Regions from separate parts of the Mus musculus genome. Here region 1 is linked to region 2. The links are chromatin contacts, found by Hi-C or POLR2A ChIA-PET in ENCODE. All regions are on one chromosome and are shown on one strand. Each heading gives the region's core, a stretch centred on a gene start or an enhancer-like site at or near the end of the contact. The rest is flanking DNA. Distances are from core to core; before and after follow the strand shown.

Region 1 (6,749 bases), core at 376-2,875, 540 kb after region 2:
ACAGGACCAAACTACGTACAGTGTGCATCCCTCCCCAAGCTATAGAAAGCTAGTAATACCTTCGGAACTCTTTGGGAAAAGTGAAGGAACCCGATTATCAAAGAACCAACAAACTAACTAGTTCAGGGGGTGCTAAAAAAAAAAGTAGGGGGGGACTTACTTTTCATAGACCAGCTCCTCGTCGATGGAGAAATAGTGGATATTTATTGTGCTTTTTGGTCTATTCCTTAAAGTAGCAAAATATAATCGATCTGAAAGACAAGTTTAAAAGACAGAACATGAGAAGCAGGGACGCGAGACTGAGAGTGCAGATCATGCACAAAGGATTAATAACTGCTACACATCGTTTAAAGACCTTTAACACGTGGGATTCTTGGAGAAACAGGATCTTCCAGAAAGCTACAGAGCCCCAAAAGCACATCTTGCTAAGAGGCTAGAAGACCCAGCAGGGGGCAGAGCATCTTCTGAGTTCCCTCACCCCCTGGTTGCGTGCGGGCGGGTGCAGACAGGAGCTGTGGGTACCCGCAAAACTGGAGACACAAGTTTGGTTCGGAAACCTTCAGACCTCAGCTGCGGTGGAATGGGAAAAGAGGCGAGCTTCTGCCGCTGCAGCTTAGCAGACTTCAAGAGGAAGGAAGGAAAGATAGGGGGGTGTGGTTGGGGGTAGGGGGTGTCCCAAAAACACGGGCCAGCCACCGAGGAAGTAGAGAGTTAGCGGATGGAGGATTAAAACCAGCAGGCTCCCCACCAAGATAGGTTTGCAGGAGGATCCCAAGCAGAGAAGCCTGCACTGTCCGGGTACGAGGAAGCTGCAGAGGGAGTGAGAACGCGAAAAAAGAAGCCGGAAGCAGGGGGTCCTCCGGGAGTTGAGTAGCGAGAAGGGGCCCGAGCGCCGAGCCGCAGTACTGAGGGACACAGGGCCCGAAAAGAAACCCAGCATAGAGGCTTGGGACAAAGGGGTGAGCCGTGAGGAGTTGGGGGGGGGGAGTGGCGTGGAAGGGCCGGAGGATGCCGGGTGGCTGCTCCTCACCTTTCATGAACTCGCAAGCCCCGATTAGTTCCCCAGACTCCGCTGCCATCTTAAGCGAGATCCGCACGGGGGAGGGCTGGGTCGTGGCCAGCTGAGGTCACCCGCCCCCGGGGGCTTCCCCACTGCCCAAGAGCTGGGAGCTCGCGGTCCCAATCACCGAGCCTGCCTGAGGGAGGAGGCAGTCGCCCAAGGCGGAGGCAGCTGCAGGGTCAGCGCGTGGGGCGCCCCGGGGACATTCCGTGGGGAACCGAACCCGCTGGGCGCGGGACGCACACGCCCCGGGCTGTAACCGCTGTGATCCGGACTCTGCGGCGGCGGCGGCTGCTGCTGCTTCTCGAGCTGCAGCTCCTCCTTCTCGCGCTGCACCGTCTCCACCAAACCTGGACGGCGCACACCAGCTCCCAAGGCCGGGCAAAGTCTTTCCCCGGCTCCCAAAGTGATCATGGAGGACAAGACGTTTGGCCCGGATCGCGCCCGTGGCCACTCGTGCGGCAGCGGGCAGGACTCCGGAGGTGTCCGCGGGGCTAGTAGCAGCTGCTCAGACTCCTCCTTCGCCACCTCCTTTCAGCAGCAACTCTTCCTCCCTCTCCTCCTCCTCCTCCTCTTAGGTCCGCCCCCAGACCTGCCTCCCCGCCCTCCCTCGTCCCCCTCCACTTTCACCACTCCGCGGCCATCCCTTAAAGGGACAGCTCGGCTCCTTTCTCTGAGCCGGCCTCGGGCCCCAGTTACCAGGCGCCCCGCGGGTCACTAGGAGCCAGTTGCTAAGGCTTTGTTGCCTTTCACCAATTGCTACACAGGAAACTTGGCCCTCTGCCTGGGTGGGGTGGGGGTGGGGTGGATGTCAGGCGGAGCCACAAACTTATGAATGAAAAAGGATGGGTAGAGAGGAGTGAATGCCTCCCAGGAAGCTGCGACTGCCTGGCGGGCTGAGATGCTGTCTCCACGTCTGCACCGGCTAGCTCTTCTTCCACACCAGATTTTTTTTTGTCTCTCAAGCTCTTTCCTGCTTCACTCAGTTTCTTCTAAACTCGCGCGCGCGCACACACACACACACACACACAGAGACACACACGCACGCGCGCGCAGACACACACATTGAAAAACCTCAGACCTTCTCCATGTCGGGTCGTACCGCTAGCTATCTTTCCACCAACCCCTATTCTCACCACTATCGGATCTGTGTCTTTATAACCAATTTTCAAAAGAAGCGATACCTCCTAGCTCCTGAGTACACGGACTGATGCCCTGTAAGTACTAGAGTCTGCTCTCACCTAGGCTTTGTTCTCAAGGGGGAAAAAAATTCCCGTCCAGTTCTCCAAGTCCTTTCATTTTGGCCACAGGTGTGAGCGCAAAATTACACCAGAAGTGTAAGGCTCTAGTCTCGGACTGTAGGCTATCCTAGGCGAAGGGAGAAGAGGGAAAAGGATCTCTTGTCCACAAGAGAAATGAACAGAAGATTTCTGTAGTCTTGGCTGGAGCGTTGCAAAGGAGTACAAAGGCTCCTCTCCAGGAGGCCCCGGACTTGTTCGGCAACGTTTTGATCCAGTTTGGAGAACTTTAATGCTGGGAGCCCTAGGGACGGAACTAGTGGCCAGCCCTTCCCTTACGAAAATGGCGCTACTGAACCACTATCACCAGAGCATGCGCTCTGAGTGGTTTCTCCTTGAAACGGGGATTTGTGCAAGCCTTTGAAAGCTCGCAGTTGCGTGTTGACCTCTAGGGAGAGAGGGGGCGCTCGAGCAAAGTGCCGGCTGAAGCAACTTGGAACACTGACTCCAGGGAGGCAATTCTTAGGCCATTCTTCTGCTCTGCCGGCTTTCCATAAAGCTAAACAAGCACAAAACTAAGTGGATACTACTTTGATATACTGGAAAGTTATTCAGAGCATCTCGGTAATTCTAGCCAAACACATCCTTGGTAAGGGAGTTAAAAAGACACCCTCTCCTTACATTCAAAAGTTAACCCCGAAAAAGAAACAGACTTTACAACTGTAAAAGTCCTGAAAGTTGTAATGAGCCTTGAACCCTTTTGAAGTGTATTACATATTCTAAGAGTCCTGAAAGCAAAGACCTCCCAAAAAGAAAAAGGGAGAAGGAGGAGGGGGAGTACACTTTAAAATAGCCAGGGGTTGGTGGCATATATCTTTAATTACAGCACCTGGGAGGCAGAGGCAGGTGAATCTATGAGTTCAAGGCCAGCCTGGTCTACATAGTGAGTTCCAGGGCAGACAGGGCTATGAAGAGAAACCCTGTCTTGAAAACTAAAAAATAAAAAAAAGAAGGAAAAAGAACAAAGACCCTCTCAAAACTTGAATGTTACCTTTATTCTCCCAAATCCTGGTTTTAATACGTTGAACAATTTCAATTTTGTTGGAATAAACGTAATTGAGATTTTTTTTAATGAAATATGTAGAAAAGCATAGCATGTCAGTCTCAGTAGGCTTCGCCCCTTTGTCTATAAAGCTAACAGTAAAGCCCACTCAACCCATTTCTAAAGCTGCCGCTTTACAAGTCTTATAGTTTTTCATCTGACTATCAACTGCAGTAAAAAGTTGGAGCCAGAGGTGGTGGCTTGCGCTGATTTAGAGTGGCCATAGTCATTTGCTCCTCCCACAGTGTAGGGGCTACAACACAGGCTCTCAGGTTTGGTGGCCTGCATCTTTACCCACTGAGCCATCTCACGGGCTAATGCGGCTGTTTTTGGGTTTTTTGAGGTAGGTCTGGTATAACCCCAGGCTGGCCTGGAACTCCATACGTAAAGAAGGATGACAATAAACTCCTGATCCTCCTTCCAGGAACCCAGGCCTGTGTCACTCTGCCTGGCCATCACATGACTGTACGTTCATAAGTAGTCTCAGGAGAGAGATCCATAAAACACTTTCAGGGGGGCAGATTTCATTGAATAGCTCCTGTAACAACAGGGGTCTATTCTATTCCCAAAAAGGGTTCTACATTGCCTTTCATAGAATTCTCCTTAGAGGTTTTAGACATGAGGAATGAAGTGTGACCTAACAAAACTCTTTAAAAGAGATGAAAATGGGGGCTGGGGAGATGACACAGCAGTTAAGGCGGCTTCCTGATCTTCCAGACGACCCAAATTAAGCTCCACTTCAAGCACCCGTGTTGAGAGGCTCACAATTGCCATTAACTACAGCCCCAGAGCATCCAACACTCTACTGGACAAAATAGCACCCATACCCATGTGGTACATTCTCATGTAGACACACATAAGACTAAAGTAAAAATAAGTAAAAATGGCCCTGAGTTTGTGGCCCATGCCTATGGTCCCAGCATGAGAGTGCTTCATGAGTTGGAGGTCCAACTGGATTAGTGTGAGATAAGATGCTGTCTCAAGCCAAAATTTAAAGGAAAATTATTTTTCCTTACCATATTTACTATATATTTTTGATAATAATTCTTTCTTCTGTAGTTTTTGGTTTTTGAGACAGGGTTTCCCTGTCGCCCTGGCTGGTCTTGAACTCTCTCTGTTGACCAGGCTGGCCTGGAACTCACAGAGGATCTGCCTGCCTCTGCCTACTGAGTACAGGGATTAAAGATGTGTGCCACTTCCATACAGAGGATAAAATTCTTTAATACTGTGCTGTGAGTAATATTAGTAAACTAGGACCTCTCTAAGTCATGCTATTAAAAACTCTGCAAGAAAAATATACAGCATTGTACACATGGCACATACACACCAAGATCCGAACGACATCATAAAACACATTATTGCCTCAGTTATCATGGGCCAAAGTTCCTACTGTTGTAGCCTCACAATAAAGACATGCTCTTACAACCCAGGGGGAAGGCAAAACCGGACATTTCATCCCAATCACCCAACTTAGTACAAACGGAAGAAACTGACTTTTACTTGAACCAGCAGTAAAGAATGGCATATTATACATGAAACTACTATGGGATTTACAATGTCACCTCGCTGTAGAAAAGGAAAGTGCTTGTGGATTTAGCCAGTAAGAACAGGAAGGGAGAGTGTAAACAAATGTTTACCTCTGCATCCCTAACTTGCATACTTCTTGGGCTGTCTTGCATTCCATGCAGGGTGCATGCATGCAGACCTAGAGAAGAGACTGCTGGAAGCAACTTCAAGTCATGCCAACAACTTCCTGTCCAAGCAAGACAGTCACTCTTTACACACAACAGCTCTTCCAAAAAAAAAAAGCTCTTTACAAAGCAGCTCTTGGATTGCGTCCTAGAGTTTCACAGATGAAACCCCTCATCGTCATCAGGCTTTCCTTCTGCTCCATCCGTCTAGCCTCCATCCTTTCTGACCCAATCTTCAATTTGCCCAATTTCTTATAAATTGTGTCCCAGAATGGAACGCAGGCCAGTTCTGAGCTGGTATGACTAGTTATGTGTGGGGACAAGGAGGACACATTTATTTGTACGTGATGAAAGACTTGGGTGGGAACAAGAGCAATGGAAGCCATTAAAAGAACCCAGTTTTACCATTTAAAGGTCAAATAAAAAGGGAAATATTCTTTTTGTTGGAAGAGGTCAAGGAAAAATGAAGTCACAGTAGTCAAAGACTTGAAGGCTGGGACATTTGCATAATCTGTGTTTTAATTGCTACCATTAGAATATTTCATGAAAACATACTTGTTCTGTCAGTAGTGATATTATCTAAGAAGGCAGAAGAAATATAGACTATATGATGGCTGTTTCTTACAAATTACTTTTAGATTATGAAACAAGGCCTGGGAATTTAGTTTCAATTCGATATAATTGAAATCGACTGGTTTGATCATCCCCGGTATGATTAGAAAACCAACTTAAAGCACCTTTTGGCAAAATACATAAGCAAGGTGGAGCGTGTCCCTGCAGAGCACTTGCCCAGCATTTTGAAGGCCTCAACTTCAGTCCCTAGAACCCAAAAGATAACTACATAAATAAAAATAAAATACAGAGAAAAATATTGTTATCACAGGACTGAAATGCTGAAAATGTATAGATAGTGTGGCTCATAAAATATCTGCCCATGTGGCATATTGCAAAGGTGGCTCAGAGATTAAGAGCATTCACTGCTCTTCCAGAGACCCTGAGTCTGGCTCCTAACACCCATGTCAGAGGCTTGCAGCCATTATCTGTAACTCAGGCCCAAAGGATCTCTCTCTCTATCTCTCTATCTCTCTATCTCTATCTCTCTCTCCCTCTTCCTCTCCCTCTCCCTCTCCCTCACACACACACACACACACTTAAAAGTAAAATAAATCTTTTTTAAAAATTACTTGCCCACAACCGACCTTAAGATGTTAGTCGGGCTCAGCCATGCTCTGCATCACAATACTGCCTGTTTAAGAGTTCCAAACTGGAACCAAAGAACCAGAAGGAATGTGGAAGATTAGTCAGTTCCATTTTCAAACACAAATTACGAAGCAGATCCCAGATCCTGGAAATGAGATGCAGGATGGTGGAGGAATGCTAAGGGCTTCCATGATAGATGGTGCAGCATGGCTCCTCTTAAGTCATACAGACCACTTCAAATCACCTCACAGCATGGAAGCCAGGGTAATGGTCAAAACAACACACTTGAGAAACGTTGCTACACACACACAGACCAAACACATACATACACACACACACACACACACACACACACACACACACACCTTTTGTCCCCTGCCCCAATTCTCCCTTTATTAAACCTAAAGCTCTTTCAGTAACCCCAAGATGAAGTTGGGGGTCACTGAACCTCCTATATT
Region 2 (7,341 bases), core at 3,709-6,208:
ACTTTCAAAATGGCATAGAGATAAATAGCTAATGTCCACGTGCGCTTGAATGTGTGTGTGTGTGTGTGTGTGTGTGTGTGTACATCTCTGGAAGTCACTTTACATAACAGCATAGGGCATTAGGTGACTCCTATGTGGTTATTCTCAACCTAGTGAGCCAAGGTTACTGATAATACAATTTTCCAGAAAATAATTCTAGATTTGCTCTTTCCTTTTTTTTCTACATGTGTAGTTTATATGGGCATATAATTAATCATAAGGTCGCTAAATAAACAAAAAGTGATTTTTTTTTTACCTAAGTAAATGAATACACAATAATGTAACTACAAATCTTTTTTTTTAACATTGGTAAATGTAGCCTCATCTAGAGGAGTGTTATCTTTAATTACCACTTATTTGTTAGAAAATAGTGACTATAAATCAATTCAAGGTCTCCAGACTCTCCGAATATTAATGCAGATTTCTACTAACAAAGGCAATCCGTGGGAGCATGTAGGTTAAAAGGCCAGTGTCACAGTAAAATAATATTCTCCATTCACAATAAGGTCAGATGAAGTTTAGTCAGTCCCTGATGGTTTCTTTTCAACAGACAAACAAGTTCAAACAGGAAAACTGAAGGATGGCTTCTTTCAGATGTGTGGTAATTACAATTTGTCCATGATGTAATGAAGCATCTCAGCTGTTATTTCTTTAAGATAAAAGTAACATACAATGTCGACGGTGGGGTGGAAACAGCACAGGGATTAGCTTGCTTTGGAAACGAGCAACTGAAGCACTCATTTTGCGAGTACAGCAAGAGCATATAGGAACGGGTTCCTTCAGCGAGAAGACTAAAACTGAGTTACTGACAAAGGTTATGAAGACGTTAATGATCTCTCAAAAAATAGACAAATGTCTACCCTTATTGTTTTCTATAACTATTACACTCTCTCTGGTGCACAAGACTTGCAATTTGCTCTAATAATGAAATTTGTCTGCTTTCTGACTGCTGTCATTGGTGTTATTATACAACAACATATGCTAAAACCAAGAAGCTGTTTTAATGGAAAATATTCAAAGCTCAGATTGCATTAGGAGAGGAAACAAATGACCTTTGGAAATGTATCAAAAAAAAAAAATAAGATCGGCTGATGTCCAGCTAGATGGTGAAATGTATTATGAAGCAAATACAGCCACCTCTTAACAGCTGTGGAATCTAGGAAGCTGTGGAGGCTTATTGTAAAATTACTTCACCTTTCCTAAGAATAAGTTATTGGAGACAGGGGGAAAGACAATCATATTTGAAAACTGTTTAAAAGAGTGAGGGAGAAACAGCCAACCCCCACCCCATACCCCCAGAATGGCTCTATAAAAACAGACTAGGTAAGATTTGCTGCTTGTGTTTGTTACGCTGAAGAGGGAAAAGATTGCCATAACTTTTCTTTTTGACACCCAGGAAAGAAAAAGGTATTGGTCTCCCATGAGACAAAGCTGGTAGAAAAGTGGGTTTATTACACATTTCACACCAAAGTTAAGGCTTTCTTTCTGGGAAAATTTTGAGTAGAAACTATTATCTAAAAATATGATATTTAACATCTTACTGAAGAGGACCCCTTCATTTCCCCCCTATAGTTTGGATTACCTAAATATTCTTTTTGGCCATATCTACTTACTATGAATAAATAAGAAAGTAGTCAATGAAATCTAAAGTCATAAAAAGGACATTGTAAACTTTGAAAATTTTGCTGTACATTAAAACTTTGCTGACATACTCCAAGGTCTGTGAATAAAATGTGCATGGTATGTATCACAAGCCGTTCAACCCCAGCAGCTTCCTGAAGAGGTGTGAACAAGACATACTAATGTCTGAGGTTTTGTCAGTGACTTTCTAGTACTTATTTAGAACATATCACACACTGGCATCACAGAAGACAGGATATATAATTCAAAGAAATCGCTTGGCTACTAATGAATGCATAATGATCTATAAATATACCCTGACTGTAAACTTACTGTAGGTACACACAGTGCTAAGCCTAGAGAATCGGACACAAGGAAATCACACTCAATGACTTCAGAAAATTACTTTCATGAAGCAGAAATACAGGAAGACAATTTTATCTGTTTATTTTTATTTTTCATTAAAAGTTCATGCAATATATTCTTACTGTGGTTTCCCCTCTCCCACCTCCTAGATCCCTCACCTCCCCATCCAACTCTACGCCTTCTTTATCTTTTTAGAAAACAAACAGCAAATAAAAAAGCAAAACAAAATTTCTTTAAAAAGCGAAAAAAGCACAGAAACCACACGGACACACATAAACATAAAAACAAAAACCATAAAAAAACAAAACTAGAAACCTTAGTACACTAGCAAAAAAGTAGGAAGACAAAACAACAACAACAAAAACCACCCAAGCAAATCAATGTAAGACACACATTTACAGATATACCCTTGAGTTTGTTTTGTGTGGGCCATTGACAGCTGGACATGGGACCTATACAGGTATGCAGTTTTAAAGAGACTCAGCTATTTTATAGACACATTACTTTAGTAGAGGAGACTCCTTTGCTTAGAGGCTGGAGACCTCTGGGGAGACTTCCTGAGTGTAAAGGATCGGTAGTGGGAATCTAGGCTGATGACGAGACAGGCTTTAATGTTCAGATGAGCTGAGGTGTCAGCAGGGTGCATGTGGCTGCATGCTTTGGGCACAGAACTACAGGTGGGTCAATACCACTGAAAGAACGCTCATGGTATGTAAGGGGACCAGGGAGGCAGGTACTCAACATCCCATAGATGGGAAATTTAAGAGCATGGGGTTTCTTTTGCCAAAGTTTTTTTTTTTTTTTTAGAAGGGGGATACTATTTTTAGGGTGTATCTTTACTAGTCCTCCCTGGTTTCTGTGAAGACACATTTGAAGGGAACAAGATGGGAAGCTAACAGAGTAATAGAGCTAGGATCTGAACCAACACAGTGATAGTCAGTATGGTTTCTGACAGAGAAGACCTGGCAGTACGTGTGGGGGTGACTAATATCTGGGTTGGGGGAATGTCAAACCTACCCGATACAGAGTCAGATACCACGCAGGTAAAGAAGGTGATGAATCCAGCTCTGGATGTATAGAACTGGATAGGTTTCCGGATTATCAGGTTTGATTCCCAGCACTCACATGGTGGCTTATAAACATCTGTAACTCCAGTTCCAGAGATTTTGGTACCGTCTTCTGACCTCCATGGGCACAGGAACACATATGGTACACAGACATACAGACAGGGAAAACATTCACACACATAAAATAATCTAAAAAGAACTTTGAAAACCATTTCTCTAGATTTTTTTTTGGGCGGGGGCGGGGTTCAAGACTCACTCTGTAGACCAGGCTGGCCTCAAACTCAGAAACCTGCCTGCATCTGCCTCCCGAGTGCTGGGATTAAAGGTGTGCACCTCCACTGCCCGGCTAGACAAGTTTTAAAATGCTTATCTGTTATTAGCCTATCTTATTTGTTATCACTCAAAATCTTTTGTACATTTTTCCACATTGAGTTGTTTTCTTGTTCCATTTAAGAATCCATTAGATTTGAATTCATCTTCAGTTTATTATTAATTTGTTTGTGTGTGGGGGGGTGTGGGGGTGTGTGTGGGTGTGCCAGCCTGTGGTGGTCAGGGGAGACCTCTGTGGAGTTGTTTTTCTTCCACCTTTAACTGGGTTCCAGGATTAAACTCAGGTTGTCAGACTTGCGTGACAAGTTCCTTTACCAGCATCTTGATAGCCTTCCTTTGGTTTGTTTGCTCTGTTGACAAGTCTTTTGTCAAATTTCTGGTTTGCAAACATTTTCTCTCAGTGTACGACTTCAGTCTTTTGAAGGGAGTTTTTATTATTAAAGTATGACTTTTTTTCCTCTCTCTTTGCAACATGCCTTTTATAGCATACCTGAGAAATCTCTCCCTGGATAGGTCAGATTTTCTTTTCTTTTCTTTTTTTTTTTTCTTCTGTTATAATTTTAGGTCTTTCCATTTACACCATGATCTATTTTGAGGTGTATGTATTTTAATATGGTGCAAAGAATAAATCAATTTAGTGGGAACAGGGAGAATCAGGTCTTCGTGCACCCTTGGAGGAAAAGGCTAGACTTAAGAAAAATCTGAAAGGCCATTACATTGTGCCAAGAGAAGCAATGAACTGTCTTCCCAACTTGGATAAAGTTACCAGTGAATTTAGGAAGAGCATCTGCAGTGTAAACTTTTCGCTTACTGGAGCTGCGTGTAACCAATCTTTAAGAATCTCTGCAACAACCGCTGAGAGGTTTAAAGCACTTTCCTTTTTGTTATGCGCTTCCCGCCATAGAACTACTTTCTTTTTTAAAATTATCCTTTGGTTAGCATACTAAGTAATGGGCTTCATTATGGCATTTTTCATCCGTATATGTCATCACATTCGTATTTAGTCATCCCTTGAGCACTCTTAAAAGGTCACTCTCCACCGAGGGTGACTAAGGCAGATTCCCTTGAGGCATTCTGGTATCAGATCCCAGGGACAAACCCCTAGAAGGAGTCACAGCCCCCCCCCCCCCCCTGGGAACTTAACAACCACACTCAGCAGGGCAAGCCAACCTGTCCCCTCACCAGGGTGACTTCTGGTTAAATTGCGACAGATCTACAGAGCGGGAATTCAAAGCTGAGCAAACGCGGGGTCGGTCAGGGAAGTCCCTCCGGTTGTTCCTGCCAGTGTGCGTCTGGAGGGCGATTGGGAGCTATCGTCATCAGCCCGGACGCCCTTTGGGGATGTTTGAGTCCTGGCTTGCCGGGAGCGTGGGCACGCTGGGTCCTTTCCAGGCGCACAGCTGGACCCATTCCTGACCCTTGACCTCTGCCCGGGAGTCAGCGAGTCCTGGAGGGCCTTGCGGGGGGTATGCGATCGCTCTATAGCTCGTTCCTGGAGCGGTCTGTCATCTCCGCCTCCTGCCAGTCGTAAAGTGCTGTGAAGGGCTCTGCGCTTTACGGCGCCGTTAGGTGAGACCCGGAAGCTCTGTCTCTGATGGGCACATGGTTTGGGGACTGCAATTATTAAAAGGCTGCAGTGAGACTTTGAGGGACGTCAGCGAATCACCTCCGAGTCTCTAAGCGGGTAATCGGATCACACTTTTAAAAACAGTCATTCCATTATTTTCTAAGAGTATGCAGGAGTGTCGGACGCACGCAGGGTGCCACCTTGGTTTTTATGTTCATCCCTAGACTTTAGGTCCCCGGTGTTAGCTGACGTTTTTCTGTTGTTCACTTCGCTCTGCAGTCTCCCCATCCCTGGAGTTCGGAATGCTTTACTTGATCGGCTTGGGCCTGGGAGATGCCAAGGACATCACAGTCAAGGGCCTGGAAGTTGTGAGACGATGCAGTCGCGTGTATCTGGAAGCCTACACCTCAGTCCTGACTGTAGGGAAGGAAGCCCTGGTACGTGATTAAAGTCCCCAGGCCTCTGGGGAAGACATCTAGCTAGCGTCCGATTCTCCTACCCTAGACTGCACAGACTCTAAGCGTCTGCTTTTTTTTTTTTTTTTTAAGCCCCTGTAAAACACACACCCTGTCCATTAAGATCTACTTCATACTCAGTGACTTGGGAAATGAAACGGTAGTTTGTCCTACTTTACAAGTCTAATTTTGTGCCTTTCTCCAGTAAATAAAAAAAAAAAAGTTATTTTACACTCTTGGGGATAGTTATCAAATCCGTTATTTCATGAGCTAGCCAGACATCCTTTCCGAGTTGAGTGCTAATGAGGTGCTGACACAGGCTTAATGAGTTGCTTATACATTCAGCAAGCGATCTGAAAGCTTCCGTCTTTGAAGTAGTTCCATAGGGAACAGCGATCTCATTTTTTTTTGTCTGCAACATAGCCAAAGAGACCTTACATGTACTCTCCCAGGAAGGCTGTCATTCCCACATGTACATATAGAGTGACTAAGTAACCAGAGGATGTATTAGTGCATTATATACCTTAAACAGGGTAAATATGTAAATAATAGTTACAACAAGAAGGGTCAGTTTCTGCTTGATTGTCAAACTTAAAGTGAACCCTATATTGAGATAAGATGCTGATGTGTTGTTAGAGGAGGAGAGGAAGGTTTTTTTGTTTTGTTTTGTTTTTTTAAATTGTCAAGTCTTCCATATAAAAGTGTGGGCCAGAGAACTTCCGGTCATATCTCTCAGATTCACAACTCAGAATTTTGAAGGTTTCAGGGTTATGTTAAAAATCTTGAATCCTAAATAGGCTTCTTCTTAAGTTGGTCATGAATTAGAAAAAAAAAAAAAAAAGTAGTGTTTAATGGTCAGTTTGACTTGCTGGCCACACTTGTCGGTGTTTATACTTACTTCAAGATGATAGAAATATGTCTTGGATCAGTGATCAGAAACTATAATGGACCTAAAACCATTTGAGAAAATAGATAACTGGCAGGTTAATCGAATAGAATATTAAACACAGCCAGGGCTACACAGAGAAACCCTGTCTCTAAAACAAAAACAAAAACCAAAAACAAACAAAAAGGGAAGACAGGCAGTCGTGGCACACACCTTTAATCCCAGCACTTGGGAGGCAGAGGCAGGCAGGTTTCTGAGTTCAAGGCCAGCCTGGTCTACAGAGTAAGTTCCAGGACAGACAGGGCTACACAGAGAAATCCTGTCTCAACCCCCCACCCCCAAAAAAGCAAAAAACAAAAGAATATTAGACAATAGCTTAGAGCAAAATTGGGACATAACTTGTTTTGCCTTGTGACATGTCCCTGGACAATTCCTTTACATTTAATTTCTTATAAATTGAGGTCAGGATGTGTTTGCCTTCTAGGCTCTTAGAACAGTGTCCATCACAAAAGTTTTCAGACATTTTAGCTGCTAGCAGATATATTTCCAAATTTCTAAATGCTAGTTTCTCCATTTGTCAAAGAAAAAATAACCAATTGAAAGTTATATAGTATTTATTAAGGTGTATGTGAAAATGCTTTATAAATTATAAGTGTTAGTAAATATTAATTTTTCAAGGTTTTCCCCTAAGCATAAATGTAATTATTAGGGGTCTGGGCTTACCTTACCTATAAGTAAATTTTGTGTAGTTTTTTTAAGGTACCAGAATATCTGTTATTTCATAGTGATAAGTGTTGATATTTTTGGAACATTTATTTTGCTGTTTTGTTTATTTTCCTGACAGTGCTTGGAATTGAACCCAAGGTCTCTCAACATGCTCCACAATTGCTTTGCCACAGAGCTACAATACCCAGCCCTCTATAGTTACTGCTCCCATTTTGTGGGATGTTCCAAAAACTTGTCCAGTATCATACAGATAGTGACAGAACAACATTCAAACTAAAGTATCTC

The links. Hi-C counts contacts between places; a loop is a spot of excess contacts on that map. ChIA-PET counts read pairs that join two places held with the same protein, here RNA polymerase II (POLR2A).
Region 1: a loop to region 2 is called in a map of left cerebral cortex, with 2.8 times the contacts of the local background. The contact joins the promoter of Cdc14a here to the promoter of A930005H10Rik in region 2. A Hi-C loop is called at or near these places in 1 of 37 maps with a recorded cell type or tissue (left cerebral cortex). POLR2A ChIA-PET finds 5 or more read pairs at or near these places in 1 of 5 experiments (embryonic stem cell).

Annotation. Positions count from the first base shown.
Region 1 is chr3:116,422,407-116,429,155 of GRCm38, forward strand. Cdc14a (CDC14 cell division cycle 14A) reads right to left here and starts at 1,626. Exons shown (of 16, transcript NM_001080818.2): 1 at 1,031-1,626; 2 at 161-251. The coding sequence starts at 1,079. It overlaps Gm40125 (a long non-coding RNA gene), which reads left to right and starts at 1,845. Exons shown (of 3, transcript XR_867571.3): 1 at 1,845-2,277.
Region 2 is chr3:115,883,172-115,890,512 of GRCm38, forward strand. A930005H10Rik (RIKEN cDNA A930005H10 gene) reads right to left here and starts at 4,959. Exons shown (of 2, transcript NR_015487.1): 1 at 4,593-4,959. It overlaps Dph5 (diphthamide biosynthesis 5), which reads left to right and starts at 5,012. Exons shown (of 8, transcript NM_027193.2): 1 at 5,012-5,106; 2 at 5,269-5,426. The coding sequence starts at 5,292.